Linked DNA regions of Homo sapiens: region 1 is linked to region 2. Evidence: chromatin loops called from intact Hi-C (ENCODE). Cell type or tissue: CD14-positive monocyte. All regions are shown on one strand. Each heading gives the region's core, and the rest is flanking DNA. Links, peaks and the distances in the headings are about the cores only. Region 1 has its middle 8.7 kb from the start of ASH1L. Region 2 overlaps ASH1L (ASH1 like histone lysine methyltransferase).

Region 1 (8,305 bases), core at 306-8,305, 85 kb before region 2:
GCCCAGGAGTTTGAGACCAGCCTGGGTAACATAATGAGACCTGCTCTCTACAAAAAATTTAAAAAATTAGCCAGGTGCGGTGGCGTGCCACTGTGGACCCAGCTATTTGGGGGGCTGAGCGGGGAGGATCACCTGGGTCTGGGAGGCTGAGGCTGCAGTGAGCCGTGATTGCACCACTGCACTCCAGCCGGGGGCAACAGAGTGAGACCCTGACTCAAATTAAGAAAAAAAAAGGCAAAAGATTTGAGCAGGCATTTCTCCAAAGTATAAAAGTTATACAAATGGCCAATAAGCACATGAAAAATGCTCAACATTATTAGTCATCTAGAAAATGCAAATAAAAACCACAATGAGATACCACTTCACACCCACTAGGATGGCTCAAATCAAAAGAACTGACAATGATATGTGTTGGACAGGATCTGGAAAAACTGGGATTCTCTCTCTCTCTTTTTTTTTTTGAGGGTCAAAGAACTCATTTATTTTTACTCATAGAAAGTACAAGTATTAGCCTGGCATGGTGGCTCACACCTGTAATCCCAGCACTTTAGGAAGCTGAGGCGAGTGAATCACCCGAGGTCAGGAATTTGAGAGCAGCCTGGTCAACATGGCAAAACTCCGTCTCTACTAAAAATACAAAAATTAGCTGGGCATGGCGGCGCATGCCTGTAATCCCAGCTAATCGGGAGGTTGAGGCAGGAGAATCGCTTGAACCCGGGAGGTGGAGGTTGCAGTGAGCCGAAATAGTGCCACTGCACTCCAACCTGGCAACAGGAGACTCCGTCTCAAAAAAAAAAAAAAAAAAGAAAAAGTTCTAAAATTAGATAGTGGAGGCTGTGCACGGTGGCTCAGGCCTGTAATCCCAGCACTTTCGGAGACCAGGAGTTCGAGACCAGCCTGGGCAACATAGGAAAACCTTATCTCTACTACTAATAAAAAAAATTAGCTGAACATAGTTGCCTGTGCCTGTAGTTCTGGCTGCTCAGGAGGCTGAGGCAGGAGGATCCCTTGAGTCAAGAAGCTAGAGGTTGCAGTGAGCTAGGATTGCACCACTGCACTCCAGCCTGGGTAACAGAGTGAGGTCCTATTTGAAAGCAAGCAAACAAACAAACCAATGTAAACTTACAGATGAGTTGCAAACGTAGTACGAAGAGCTTTCGTACACTCTTCATTCAGCTTTCCTTAATGTTATATATATGTCTATATATATATATACAACTATAGGACAGTTATCAAAATTAAGAAATTAAAGTTGGAACAATACTATTTACTAAACTACAGATTTTATTTGGATTTCCTCAGCTTTTCTGCTATGTCTTTTTCTTTTTTTGAGACAAGGTCTTGCTCTGTCACCTAGGCTGCAGTGTGATGACGTGATCTTGGCTCATTGTAATCTCCACCTCAATCCTTGGACTTCAGCCTCTCAAGTAGCTTGGACTACAGGCATATGCCACTACACTTGGCTAATTTTTGTGTTTTTTGTTGAGATGGGGTTTCACCATGTTGTCCAGGCTGGTCTTCAACTCCTGGGCTCAAGCGATATGCCTGCCTCTGCCTCCTAAAAGTGCTGGGATTACAGGCGTGAGCCACTGCACCCAGCCTAATGTCTTCTTTTTGTTATAAGATCCAACAGAAGATTCCACATCTGAAGATCTTTTTGTTTTTTAAAATCTGTCACCAACATATTACCCACCCTTTAAAAATTTTGCAAAAGGTATAAATTTGAAAAATATATCCACATCGATCTCATTCAAGTCATTGATACAACTATTTAACAGGATACGATTGCCTAGCATAGCCTGGGTACAGTTTGTAATTTTTTTTTTTTTTTTTTTGTGAGATGGAGTTTTGCTTTTGTCACCCAGGCTGGAGTGCAATAGCGTGATCTCGGCTCACTGTAACCTCTGTCTCCTGGTTTCAAGCAAGTCTCCTGCCTCAGCATCCCTAGTAGCTGGGATTACAGGCACCTGCCACCACGCCCAGCTAATTTTTGTATTTTTAGTAGAGTCAGGGTTTCACCATGTTGGCCAGGCTGGTCTCAAACTCCTGACCTTAGGTGATCAGCCAGTTTCACCATCCCAAAGTGCTGGGATTACAGGCGTGAGCCACTGCGCCTGGTCAGTTCGTATTTTTTTTTTCCGTAGGGACAGGGTTTCGCCATGTGGTCCAGGCTAGTTTCAAACTCCTGAGCTCAAGCGATCTGTCTACCTTGGCCTCTCAACTGCTGGCATTACAGGCGTGTGCCACCATTCCCAGCTAATTTTTCTATCTTTTTTGTAGAGAAAGGATCTCATTATGTTGCCCAGGTTGCTCTCAAACTCTTGGGCTCAAGCGATCCACCTGCCTTGGCCTCTCAAAGTGCTGGGATTATAGATGTGAGCCACTGTCTGGCCCACTTGGGTATAGTTTAAAAATTCTGATACCCAGAGTGTGCCTCAGATCAATTAAATCAGCCTCTGATAGTGACCCAGGCATCAATATTTTTAAAGCTCCCCAGCTTATTCCAATGTGCAGCCAAGAGTGATAACCACTGCCTGTATGTCCATGGTTAAGGGAACTTCAACCCATTTTGCTAACATGTAGCCTTTGGGTATGGTTATTCAACCAATTAAACATTCAGTATACATTTCTCCAAAAAGCCACTGTGCGAGATTATCAAATGCCTAACTTTAATGAGGACATACCAATAATGGAATTTGATCTACCATTCTAAGAATTCTTTTTTTTGACTGGCGCAGTGGCTCACACCTGTCATCTGAGCACTTTGGGAGGCCAGGGCGGGTGGATCGCCTGAGGTCGGGAGTTCGAGACCAGCCTGACCAACATGGAGAAACCCCATCTCTACTAAAAATACAAAATTAGCCAGACGTGGTGGCGCATGCCTGCAAACCCAGTTACTTGGGAGGCTGAGGTGGGAGAATCGCTTGAACCCAGGAGGCGGAGGTTGCAGCAAACCGAGATCATGCCATTGCACTCCAGCCTGGGCAACAAGAGCGAAACTCCATCTCAAAAAAAAGAAAAAAAAATTCTCCATCTCCCGGGTTCAAGCAATTCTCTGCCTCAGCCTCCCGAGTAGCTTGGGATTACAGGTGCCCGAAACCATGGCTGGTTAAGTTTTGTATTTTTAGTAGAGACGGGGTTTCACCATCTTGGCCAGGATGGTCTTGAACTCCTGACTTCGTGATCCACCAGCCTGTCCTCTCAAAGTGCTGGGATTACAGGCGTGAGCCACCGCACCCGGCCATTCCAGGAATTCTAACAAGAAGGATATATTTGTCTGTCATGACTTTCTTTTGTACTAAACCCAGACTGATTCCTCATGATCAGTAATTCTTTCTCTAAATTAGTAGTTCTCTACCAGGGGGATTTTGTCCCCTCCCCCAACATTTGACAATGAATGTTTGGAGGCATTTTGGTTGTCACAGCTGAGGGAGGGAAGGGAGGATGCTATTGGCATCGAGTGAGTAGAGGCCAGGTATGTTGCTAAAGTCTACAATGCACAGGGAGTCCCCCACAACAAAGAATGATCCATCCCCAAATGTCAACAGTGTTGAGGTTGAGATTGTCCTAAATCCCAAGTCCCATAGGAAAAGTTTGGCTCACAAAGACTAATTTCTTTTTTTTTTTTTTTTTGAGACAAGAGTCTCACTCTGTCGCCCAGGCTGCAGTGCAGTGGCGCAATCTTGGCTCACTGCAACCTCCGCCTCCTGGGTTCAAATGATTCTCCTGCCTCAGCCTCCCAAGAAGCTGGGATTATAGGTGTCTGCCACCACATCCGACTAATTTTTGTATTTTTAGTAGAGATGAGGTTTCACCATGTTGGCCAGGCTGACCTCCTGACCTCAAGTGATCTGCCCTCCTCGGCCTCCCAAAGTGCTGGGATTACAGGCGTAAGCCACCATGCCAAGCCACAAAGAGTAATTTCATTGTTTTCATAATTTCAGAGAGAAAAAGCAGAATTCCTTATGCTGTATTTTCTCATCTTAATAATATCTATCTCCCCAGGTTTGGATTCCTAGAGCAATGTTAGAGCTATAAAAGTAAAAGAGTTCTGAAATTTACTGATTATCACAAACTTCAACAGTGCTAACTTCTCCAAGCTCTAAGGTTTTTGTTTGAGATAGGGTCTCCTGCAGTCTCCAAGGCTTGAGTGCAGTGGTATCATCGCTCACTGCAGTCTTGAACTCCTGGGCTCAAGTGATCCTCTCCCTTCAGCCTCCTGAGGAGCTTGGACTACAGCAGGGGTGTCCAATCTTGGCTTTCCTGGGCCACGTCGAAAGAATTGTCTTGAGCCACACATAAAACACACCAACACTAACAACAGCTGATGAGCTAAAATAGCAACAACAACAATGAAATCACAGAAAAAAAAGGCTCTTAATGTTTTAAGAAAGTTTATCAATTTGTGTTGGGCCCTATTCAAAGCCGTCCTGGGTTGTATGCAGCCCATGGGCCACAGGTTCGACAAGCTTGGACTATAGGCATGTACCACCATGACTGGCTAATTTTTACTTTTTTATAGAGATGGGGCTATGTTGCCAGGCTGGTCTTCAGCTCCTGGCCTGAAGCAATTCTCCCACTTTGGCCTCCCATAAAGTGCTGGGATTATACATGTGAGCATTGTGTCCGGCCAACCTCAGTCTTGTAGCTATAGGTGTTTTTGCTAGAAATAATGCATGTGGTTTACAATTCTGATAACAGTGCAAGTGATGATACAATATACACTTTTTAAAGCTCCCCAGCTTTTAAAGCTGCATTAGCTCTTCTGCAATGAAGAAAGCAAGAAGGAAGGAAATACAGTAGTCCACCCTTATCCTCGGGAGATCCCACTGCAGGATTCCCAGGGGATGCCTGAAACCATACAGAGTACTGATCACTAAATAAATAAACACACACACAAACACACACACACAGTTTTTTCCTATAGGTATATACCTATAATCAAGTTTAATTTATAAATCTGGCACAGTAACAAATGAACAGCAATAACCAATAAGAAAACGGAACAATATACCATACAAAAGTTATGTGAACATGGTCTCGCTCATTCTCAAAATATCTCATAGTACCGTGCTCACCCTTCTTGTGTTGAAGTGAGATGATAAAACGCTTATAAGATAAGATAAAGTGAATGACTTAGGAATTCTGATGTAGCTAATATCAACCTTCTGACTATACCTAAGAAGGGGGATCATCTTAGGGTGATCCTGAATCACTGAGTCATGCTGATGTCCACAGATGGATGTCAAAAGCCGATGATGTCAATGACTGACCAATGGGAGCACGTACAGCGTGGTTATGTTGATTCATATCCAGGACAGGGTGGTGCAAAATTTCATCACGTTACTCAGAACAGTGGACAATTTAAAACTTAAACTACTATGGAAGGGACTATGACTGCTTCTTAGGGTAGCAGATATTCTAGATACTCTTCAGCAAAATGGACTCCACACTGTATCTGATAGGTTTCAAAAGACTTCAAAAAAGGCATGTTAGTGTACACACATGACTGGGATTAACATTCTAGAATTTTAGGACTCAATGGTACACCACTGAGGTATTGAAATGAATTCAACTGTAAATTTAGATTATGGTTCTGAGGTGGAGATGCATAAAAATGAAAACTTAAAACAAATACCAACACAATTGGGTATTTCTGGGTACTAACGTTCCAGGTAATTATCTTTCTCGACTTTCATTTCTAATGTTAATAGTTAGCAATATCAATAATATTGTTTATAAAAGAAATACTGTCCAAACTTTATTAAGGTGCTCATGTTAACACTTAAGGTTTCAGATTTTCAAACTTGGGATGTTCAAACAGTAGGTATAATACAAATATTCCAAAATCCAACAAAATCTCAAATCCACAACATTTCTGTTCCCAAACATTTTCGTAAAAAAAACCTAAAAAAACAAAAAAACCAAAAAAAACAACTGGCCGGGTGCAGTGGATCATGCTTGTAATCTCAGCACTTTGGGAGATTGAGGAGGGTAGATCACAAGGCCAGGAGTTTGAGAACAGCCTGGCCAACATAGTGAAATCCTGTCTGTACTAAAAATACAAAAAATTAGTCAGGCGTGGTGGCGGGCACCTGTAATCCCAGCTACTCGGGAGGCTGCGGCAGTAGAATTGCTTGAACCCGGGAGGGGGAGGTTGCAGTGAGCTGAGATTGCGCCATTGCACTCCAGCCTGGGTGACAGTGCGAGAATCTGTCTCAAAAAAAAAAAAAAAAAAAAAGACCGGGCGCAGTGGCTCACGCCTGTAATCCCAGCACTTTGGGAGGCCGAGATGGGCGGATCATGAGGTCAGGAGATCGAGACCACCCTGGCTAACATGGTGAAACCCTGTCTCCACTAAAAATACAAAAAATTAGCTGGGCGTGGTGGCGGGCGCCTGTAGTCCCAGCTACTCAGGAGGCTGAGGCAGGAGAATGGCTTCAACCCGGGAGGTGGAACTTGCAGTGAGCTGAGATCGCGCTACTGCACTCCAGCCTGGGTGACAGTGCAAGACTCTGTTTCAAAATATAAATAAATAAATAAATAAAAATAAAAAACCCTTGGGAGGCCGAGGCAGGTGGAACATTTGAGGTCAGGAGTTCAAGACCAGCCTGACCAACATGCTGAAACCCCGGCTCTACTAAAATACAAAACTTAGCTGGGTATGGTGGTGGGTGCCTGGAATCTCAGCTACTCAGGAGGCTGAGGCAGGAGGAGAATCACTTGAACCCGGGAGATGCAGGTTGCAGTGAGCCAAGACTGCACCACTGCATTCTAGCCTGGGCAACACAGTGAGACTCCTTCTCAAAAAAAAAAAAGAAAAAGAAAAAGAAAAAGAAAAAGAAAAAAAGGCCGGGGGCAGTAGCTCAAATCTCAAATTCAAAACATTTTTGTTCCCAAACATTTTCGTAAACAAAACAAAACAAAACAAAAAAACTGGCTGGGTGCAGTGGATCATGCCTGTAATCCCAGCACTTTGGGAGACTGAGGCGGGTGGATCACAAGGTCAGGAGTTTGAGACCAGCCTGGCCAACATAGTGAAATCCTGTCTCTACTAAAAACACAAAAAATTAGTCAGGTGTGGTGGCGAGCATCTGTAATCCCAGCTACTCAGGAGGCTGAAGCAGGAGAATCACTTGAATCCGGGAGGCGGAAGTTGCAGTGAGCTGAGATCACACCACTGCACTCCAGCCTGGGCAACAGAGTGAGACCGCATCTCAAAAAACAAACAAAAAAAACTCAACCTGTACCCAAACAAAAATCTCAAATTTCTTCCGTCTTAAATAAAAATTTTTTTTGGCTGGGCGCGGTGGCTCATGCCTGTAATCTCAGCACTCTGGGAAGCTGAAGTGGGTGGATCACAAGGTCAGGAGTTCAAGACCAGCCTGGCCAAGATGGTAAAACCCCATCTCTACTAAAACTACGAAAATTAGCTGGGCACAGTGGCGGGCACCTGTAATCCCAGCTACTTGGGAGGATGAGGCAGGAGAACCGCTTGAACCCAAGAGGCGGAGGTTGCAGTGAGCCCAGATCGTGACACTGCACTCCAGCCTGGGCAATAGAGTGAGACTCCGTCTCAAAAAAAATAAAATAAAATAAAATAAAATAAAATAAAATAAATAATTTTTTTTTTTGTTCAGACAGGGTTTCGCTCTTGTTGCCCAGGCAGGAGTGTAATGGTGCAATCTCCGCTCACTGCAACCTCTACCTGCTGGGTTCAAGTGATGCTCCTGCCTCAGCCTCCCAAAGTAGGTGGGATTACACGCGCCCACCACCATGCCCAGCTGATTTTTTTGTATTTTTAGTTGAGACGGGGTTTCATCATGTTGGCCAGGCTGGTCTCGAACTTCTGGCATCAGGTGATCCACCTGCCTTGGCCTCCCAAAGTGTGGGGTTACAGGCATGAGCCACCACGCCCAGCCAATATTTTTAATGGCTCTTGGCGAGGCACAGTGGCTCATGCCTAAATCCCAGGAACTTGGGAGGCCAAGACGGGTGGATCACCTAAGGCCAGGAGTTCAAGACCAGCCTGGCCAACATGGCGAAACGCTGTCTCTATTAAAAATACAAAAATTAGGCCGGGCGCGGTGGCTCACGCCTGTAATCCCAGCACTTTGGGAGGCCGAGGCGGGCGGATCACGAGGTCAGGAGATCGAGACCACGGTGAAACCCCGTCTCTACTAAAAATACAAAAAAATTAGCCGGGCGCAGTGGCGGGCGCCTGTAGTCCCAGCTACTCGGGAGGCTGAGGCAGGAGAATGGCGTGAACCCGTTAGGCGGAGCTTGCAGTGAGCGGAGATCGCGC
Region 2 (8,340 bases), core at 125-8,124:
TTTGGAATCAGGGTCTCACCCTGTCTCCCAGGTTAGAGTGCAGTGGTGTGATCATGGCTCATGGCTCACTGCAGCCTTGACCTCCTGGCTCAAGCCATTCTCCACTTCAGCCTCCCATGTACCTGAAACTACAGGCATGCACCACTGTGCCCAGCTAATTTTGGAGATTTATTTTTTGTAGAGAAGGGGGTCTCCCTGTGTTGCACAGGGTAGTCTCAAACTCTTAGGTTCAAGTAATCCTCCTGCCTCAGCTTCCCAAAGTGTTGGGATTACAGGTGTGAGCCACGAGGCCTGGCCAGAAAAAGAGAGAGAGAGAGTGTGTGTGTATGTGTGTGTGTGTGTGTGTGTGTGTGTGTGACGTAGTCTGGCTGTGTAGCCCATACTGGAGTGCCGTGGTGCGATCTTTGCTCACTGCAATCTCCGTCTCCTGGGTTCAAGCAATTCTGCCTCAGCCTACCTCAGAAGCTGGGATTACAGGTATGTGCTGCCACTTCCAGCTGGATTTTTTTTTTTTGTATTTTTAGTAGAGATGGGGTTTCACCATGTTGGCCAAGCTGGTCTGGAACTCCTGACCTCAAATTATCCACCCACCTTGGCCTTCCAAAGTGCAAGGATTACAGGCATGAGCCACCACGCCCAACCCTGGATGTCTTTATATAAGGTTGTGACATCTTACATACTGACAATTGGAAATAAAAAGTCTTTTTTGGCCGGGCATGGTGGCTCACACCTGTAATCCCAGCACTTTGGGAGGCCGAGGTGGGCAGATCACAAGGTCAGGAGATCGAGACCATCCTGGCTAACACGGTGAAACCCCATATCTACTAAAAATACAAAAAATCAGCCGGGCATGGTGGCGGGCGTAGTCCCAGCTACTTGGGAGGCTGAGGCAGGAGAGTGGTGTGAACCTGGGAGGCGGAGTTTGCAGTGAGCCGAGATGGCACCACTGCACTCCACCCTGGGCAACAGAGCGAGACTCCGTCTCAAAAAAAAAAAAAGTCTTACATGTCATTGTCTAGTGTGTAACTAATGCATATGCCCTTCAGCTTTGTACTTTCACCTTTAAAAATTTACCTGAAGGAAGTAATTGAACAAGTATGGAAAGAAAAATGCAATTGGATGTTTACCATATTGTTATTTATTTATTTATTTATTTATTTATTTATTTATTTATTTTGAGACAGTGTCTCCCCATTTATTTATTTATTTTTTTTGAGACAGTGTCTCCCTCTGTTGCCCAGGCTGGAGTGCAGTGGTGCAATGTCAGCTCACCGCAAGCTCCGCCTCCCAGGTTCACACCATTCTCCTGCCTCAGCCTCCCGAGTAGCTGGGACTACAGGCACCCGCCACCATGCCCGTCTAATTTTTTGTATTTTTCGTAAAGACGGGGTTTCACTGTGGTCTTGATCTCCTGACCTCGTGATCCACCTGCCTTGGCCTCACAAAGTGCTGGGATTACAGGTGTGAGCCACCGTGCCCAGCCCTTTTTTTTTTTTTTGAGACAGAGCCTCGGTCTGTCTCCCAGGCTGGAGTACAGTGACACAATCTCGGCTCACTGCAACCTCTGCCTCCCGAGTTCTAGTGATTGTCCTGCCTCAGCCTCCTGAGTAGCTAGGATTACAGGTGCGCACCACCACACCCAGCTAATTTTTTTGTATTTTTAGTAGAGATGGTGTTTTCACCATATTGATCAGGCTGGTCTCAAACTCCTGACCTGATGTTCTGCCCTCCTCGGCCTCCCAAAGTGCTAGGATTACAGGTGTGAGCCACCGCGCCCACATATTATTTATAGTAACAAAAAGCCAGAAACTATTTAATTACAGTCAGTAGGTGGTTGATTTTATGAATTATGAACTATTGTGAAACTGTTGAATTTAACATCTAACTCTTATTTACACATAAAGGTGTCATATCATTTAAAGCAAATGGGCTACAAAACAGCAAGCATTGTTGGCTCCATTTGTATAAAAGAATGTACACTTGTTTATTTTGATGTATATGGTAAAATATCTGAAATGTAAAGTCTTTATTCATGAAAGGTATTATTTATACTTTGGTTCTTTTTTTTAAATGAGAGTATTTTATATGTGGACTAAAGCTATTTTTCTGTTGGAAAAAATTACATGCTTAATATCATGTTTTAATACAGCATCTTTTTCAGTGCCTAATTGATAATATGCTCTCTTAAAGTGATAACTCTTATCAGTCATTTTAAAGTGTTCTTACAAGTGTAAGAGGATAATATCATCAGTACCAAATACAGTTTTCAAAATCTTTTTTTTTTTTTTTTTTTTTTTTTTTTTGTGACAGAGTCTTGCTCTGTTGCCCAGGCTGGAGTACAGTGGTGTGATCTCGGCTCACTGCATCCTCCGCCTCCTGGGTTCAAGTGATTCTCCTGCCTCAGCCTCTTGAGTAGCTGGGACCACAGGCATGCGCCACCCTGCTAATTTTTTTTTTTTTTTTTTTTTTGTATTTTTAGTATAGGCGAGTTTCACCATGTTGGCCAGGATGGTCTCACTCTCCTGACCTCGTGATCTGCCCACCTCGGCCTCCCAAAGTGCCGGGATTACAGGCATGAGCCACCGTACCCGGCTTCAAAATCTTAATGTTGTCTCATTCATTTATTTTATATAGTATCAGGATTTGGAAGAAAAGATTTTTGAAACCAACATCAAATTATCTGTGTGCCTTATTTAGTCATAGACCATTTACTGTGGGATATGAACTCTGTTTTAAACTGCTTTTAATTTCTCTCAGATATTTATTTCAGGTAAAAGTGAAAAACCAGGCCAGGCACAATGGCTCATGCCTGTAATCCCAGCACTTTGGGAGGCTGAGGCGGGTGGATCACGAGGTCAGGAGTTCAAGACCAGCCTGGCCAAGATGGTGAAACCCCGTCTTTACTAAAAATTCAAAAATTAGCTGGGCCTGCTGGCGGGCTCCTGTAATCCCAGCTACTCAGGAGGCTGAGGCAGAGAATTGCTTGGACCCGGGAGGCGGAGGTTGCAGTGAGCCGAGATGGCGCCACTGCGCTCCTGCTTGGGCAACAGGGCAAGACTCCATTTCAAAAAAAAAAAAAAAGTGAAAAACCAGGCTTGAACACATTCATTAGCCAATTAAGGAAGCTGAATATGTTTCTACTTTACTTTTAGACAGAATTTAAAAAATAACTTCCTATTTAAGTATAACATACATATAGAAAAATACCCATCATAAATGTAACAGCTCAGCGAATTTTCATGAACTCAGCCATATGGGACAACCAACATTCAGATTAAGAAATGTGTTTGCCAGGTGCGGTGGCTCACCCCTGTAATCCCAGCACTTTGGGAAGCTGAGGGAAAATCACTTGAGCCCCGGAGTTCGAGATTAGCCTGGGCAACAAAGCAAGACCTCATCTCTACAAAAAAACCAAAAAACAAAAAACAACACAAAAAAATTAGCCAGACATGGTGGCTTGTGCCTGCAGTCCCAGACTTGGGAGGCTGAGGTGGGAGGATCACTTAAGCTTAGAAGTTCAAAGTTAGAATCAGGTCACTGCACTCCAGCCTGGGCCACAGAGTGAGACCCTGTCTTAAAAAAAATAAAAAAGTAGTATGACATTGCTAGCACCCAGTAAGAACCCCTTGGGCTTCTTTCTCATTACTGTCCTTACCATGAGTAATAATTTTTTTTATTTTTAATATCATAATAAATTTTTCCTCTTTGTGGTCTTTATATAAATGAAGTCAGAATAGGTACTCTGTTTTTCTGGCTCCATTAATTCAGTGTTGTTCGTGAGGCTTTTTGTATGTTTGTTTGCTTTTGAGGTGGAGTTTCATCCTTGTTGCCCTGGCTGGACTGCAATGGCATGATCTCAGCTCACTGCAACCTCCGCCTCCTGGGTTCAAGCGATTATCCTGCCTCAGCCTTCCGAGTAGCTGGGATTACAGGCATGTGCTACCACACCCGGCTAATTTTGTATTTTCATTTCAGACGGGGTTTCTCCCTGTTGGTCAGTCTGGTCTTGAACTCCTGACTTTGAGTGATCTGCCCGCATCAGCCTCCCAAAGTGCTGGGATTACAGGCGTGAGCCACTGTGCCCAGCCAGAGCTTTTTTTTTCTTTTTTTTTTTTTAAACTGTAATACATGGTATTGCGTGTAATCATAGTTCACATTTTTAAGGATAAGTTTTAAAATTGGAAGTGTCATTTTCAGGCATAAATATGTTTAAAAATATTTAAAACAAACTGCTTAATATTTGTTTTTAAAAGTATAAAAGTAATGAATGGGAATTGTTTTTTCATTTTTAATTTTTGTGGATACATAGTGTATTTATGGGATACATGAGATGTTTTGATACAGGCATGCAGTGTGTAATAATCACATCATAGAGAATGAGGTATTCATCCCCTCAAGCATTTATCCTTTGTGTTGCACACCATCTAGTTATACTCTTTTAGTTATTTCAAAATGTACAATTAAATGATTATTGACTATAGTCACACTGTTGTGCTGTCAACAGTAGGTCTTATTTATTCATTCTTTCTATTTTTTTTTTTTTATTTTTGGTACCCATTAACCTTCCCCACCTCCCCGGGATTCTTTAATATAATGTGAAGAAAGTGTGTGGGGTTTATTTAATTTTCAAGTTAACATAAGTCTGAGTATATGAGACTGTCAAAGCCAGTTTGCCCTTGGGCAAAATTATAAGGTCCAGTCCAAAAGAAGAGATAGTTCCCTTTATTCTGAGTCAATCAAGTACCACATGTATTGTGTTCATTTAAAGGTGCCACATGTAAAGAGGGATATTTACAAACTTAAAACACTTGCATCAGAAAATGACCAGAAAGAAGTGAAACTGTTGAGTCAGGAAGTTAAATATTTTGGTTGAGTTCAAATGTCTGACAGCCATTGGGAAGAAGAGGAATTAGACTTACTCTGTGATTTTTAGAAAGTGAGACTTGGACCAGTAACTGAAAGTTGCAAAAAAATATATTTCACTTTACTCTTAGGAAGAACTTTTTTTTTTTTTTCAATAGACACATTTCATTATGGGAAATTTAATACAAAAACATAGTGACTAGTTCAAAGTGAAGATACTAGAGTTAGATACCTGTCACTAGGATCATCTTTTATATTTCTTGTCTAATATTTGGAAACAGTCATTTCTGCAGGAGCCCTGATTCATTTTAATGGGAAATGGTTTTAGAGACCACGGTCTTGAGGTGTTCATTGCTAATGGGTTGTCGATGTTTGTAGGCATTTTAATGGATAGAGAGGTAGATAGACTTCATATATTTTTAATTCTATCTTAAAAGTATAGCCTTTTACTTCTTTGATTTTATAGTTGTACGTTTTTTGCTTCTAACATTTTGGTTCCTAGTGATATTCACATGGTTACCTATTTTATCTATGTATCTGTTAGTCATCTATCTGTCTAAATTCAAAATTACTATATGTATTACCAGTAATATGCTCACTGAGGGCAATTTACCACTTTCTTTTGCTGGGCAAGATGGCTTGTGCCTGTTAGCCCAACTACTCAGAAGGCTGAGCGGGGGGAGGATGGCTTAAGCCCAGGCATTCAAGGCTGCAGTGAGCTATGACTATGCCATTGCACTCCAGCCTGGGTGACAGAGCAAGACCCCATCTCTTAAAAAAAAATAAAAATAAAAATAAAAAATAGAGAGGTAGAGGTTCTTTGGTATTTGGTTTTGGGTTTTTTTTTTTTTTTGAGACGGAATCTCGCTCTTTCGCCCAGGCTGGAGTACAGTGGTGCTATCTTGGCTCACTGCAACCTCCCCGTCCCAGGTTCAAGTGATTCTCCTGCTTCAGCCTGCTGAGTAGCTGGGACTACAGGCATGCGCCACCATGCCCAGCTAATTTTTTGTATTTTTACCAGAGATGGGGTTTCACCATGTTCGACTGCTCTCAAACTCCTGACCTCAGGTGATCCACCCGTCTTGGCCTCACAAAGTGCTGGGATTACAGGCATGAGCCACTGCACCGGGTGGTTGGTTGGTTTTTGTTTTTGTTTTTGTTTTTGTTTTTTTTTTTTTTTGAGACAGAGCATCACTCTGTCACCTAGGCTAAAGTGCAGTGGTACGATCTTGGCTCACTGCAACCTCCCCCTCCCAGGTTCAAGCAATTCTCATACCTTAGCCTCCCAAGTAGCTGGGATTACAGGCGCCCGCCACCACGTCCGGCTGATATTTGTAGTTTTAGTAGAGATGGGGTTTCACCATGTTGGCCAGGCTGGTCTCAAACTCCTGACCTCAGGTGATCTGCCCACCTCGGCCTCCAAAAGTGGTGGGATTACAGGCATGAGCCACTGCGCCTGGCTGGCTTGCTTGTTTGTTTGTTTTTTGGGTAATGTTTTGAGATTTAGGATGTAGATTCTCAATATTGTGTTTTATAGTAATTCAAAATAATTACTTTTCATATACTTATATAACTAATTTTCTATATATTGAATAGATGAATTTCTTTTTTGTTTGTTTTTGAGACAGAGTCTTGCTCTTTCGCCCAGGCTAGAGTGCAGTGGCGCAATCTCGGCTCACTGCAACCTCTGCCTCCCAGGTTCAAGCGATTCTCCTGCCTCAGCCTCCCGGTAGCTGAGATAACAGGCACGTGCCACCAGCCCCAGCTAATTTTTGTATTTTTAGTAGAGATGGGGTTTCACCATGTTGGCCAAGCTGGTCTCGAACTCCTGACCTCAGGCGATCTGCCCACCTCAGCCTCCCAAAGTGCTGGGATTACAGGCGTGAGCCACCATGCCCGGCCTATTGCTTTTAATATTTGGAGATCTGGGATGCTTTCCTTTATTATATATAACTTTGTTTCATAACTATGTAAAACACTTCCAAACTGAAAACCATAAAGTTAGATGCATAGGGGTCTAGTTTCTAACCCTGTTTACTTTCCCATAAGTCACTATTTTCGCTAATCTTTGGTTCATTCCATTTTAAAATATAATCGGTAGGCATATATATATTCATATTCTTCATCCCCATTTTCTTATACAGAAGGTATATTATATGTATAAGGCATAGCATAGCATAGCATATTATAACCATTGTTCTCAACCTTGCTTTTTTTCATTTAATAATATATCCTGGAAATCACTCCATAGCACTATATTGATATCTCTTCCTACTCCTCCTACTTTTGTTTTTGTTGACAATTTCTCAATATTCCATTGTACAGATGTACCTTACTTTATTCAGCCAGTTTTCTGTAGATAATTGTTTGGATTTTTTTAGGGTTTTTTTTTTTTATATTAAAATAGTGGTGCATTTTGGACCCTTGTGCAGACATTATATTTTTAAGAGTGTATCTTGGGTAGACCCTCAAAGTAGGATTTCTGGGTCAAAGGATGTAGTTAAATGCATATGGAATTTTTCTAGTTTATAACTAGATTGTAGCGTTTTCCATGCAGTACATTTTCATACGTGCTTGAATTTGGTTTTATGTTTTCTGTCCTGTTTCATTGGTTTGTTTGTCTTTTCATTTGTCACTTCTGTACTGTTTCAATGATTGGGGCTTTGAAAAATGATATTTGGTATGGTTATTCCCTGGCTTTTCTACATTTTAGGTTTTTCTAGCTATTCTTGCATATCTATTTTCCCCATTGAACATCACAATCAATTTTTCTAAATGCCAAAGAAATCTGTTGGTATTTTTATTGAGATTGCATTAAATTTATAAATTTGCTTAGGGAAAATTGTCGTCTTTATGTCTTCCTATCCACAAACACAGTATAACTTTACATTTGTTCAGTTCTGAGTATTTTATATTTAGGAAGAACTCTTTAGTGGTTATCCAAAAGTAAAACAGACTATTGTGTGAAGTAGTGAATTCATTTCTAGAGTATATAGTGAGGATTCATGAATTAGCATTTTACGGTAAATGACTTAAATGTTACTTCCCATTCTAAGATTTTATATAAAAACACATTCTGATGAAAATATGAATTTTTAAATTGTCTTTCCTATTCCACATTAAGAGAGAGCTCTACTGCTCACTCAAGACCATAATTGAGAATGAGTTATAAAAGAGTAGAAGTAGGTTAGGGATTGTCTTCTATAGGTTTAGAATCATTTAAGTCAATGAAGGAGGTAGGCAGTAAACTATTATTTTAGATGACGACCATAGGATACTGTAACTAAAAATAATTTTCTTTTCAAAAATGGTAACTTCATATGCTTCATTTATATTTACCCAGTCAAAAGTAAGATGAAAGTAGACTATTGATTTGCCATTTAAAAAATGTCAAAAATATCAGGGATATTTCTAAAGACCCTCTAATGTATAGTTTTATCGTGTTGAAAGTCAACAAAGATAATATACCATGATAGC

What was found. A loop is a pair of places that touch in the nucleus more often than their neighbours do. Peaks named below come from ENCODE experiments on the same cell type or tissue, not always from the same donor. Only the 100,000 strongest peaks of a DNase experiment are listed, where the experiment ranks them.
Region 1: a loop joins it to region 2, with 1.9 times the contacts of the local background. A loop is called at or near these places in 2 of 110 quality-filtered maps.

The regions. Positions count from the first base shown.
Region 1 is chr1:155,567,371-155,575,675 of GRCh38, reverse strand. It overlaps a transcript of MSTO1 not described here and the pseudogene LOC101929703. Among named protein-coding and RNA genes, the nearest start is that of ASH1L, 8.7 kb to the right of the region's middle. In CD14-positive monocyte, for the core only: no CTCF peak of the experiment used is centred there; a DNase peak (open chromatin) is centred at 5,265; H3K27ac peaks cover 997 bases.
Region 2 is chr1:155,482,632-155,490,971 of GRCh38, reverse strand. The region is part of intron 2 of ASH1L (ASH1 like histone lysine methyltransferase); the gene reads left to right. Among named protein-coding and RNA genes, the nearest start is that of ASH1L-AS1, 75 kb to the left of the region's middle. In CD14-positive monocyte, for the core only: no CTCF peak of the experiment used is centred there; a DNase peak (open chromatin) is centred at 4,821; H3K27ac peaks cover 1,110 bases.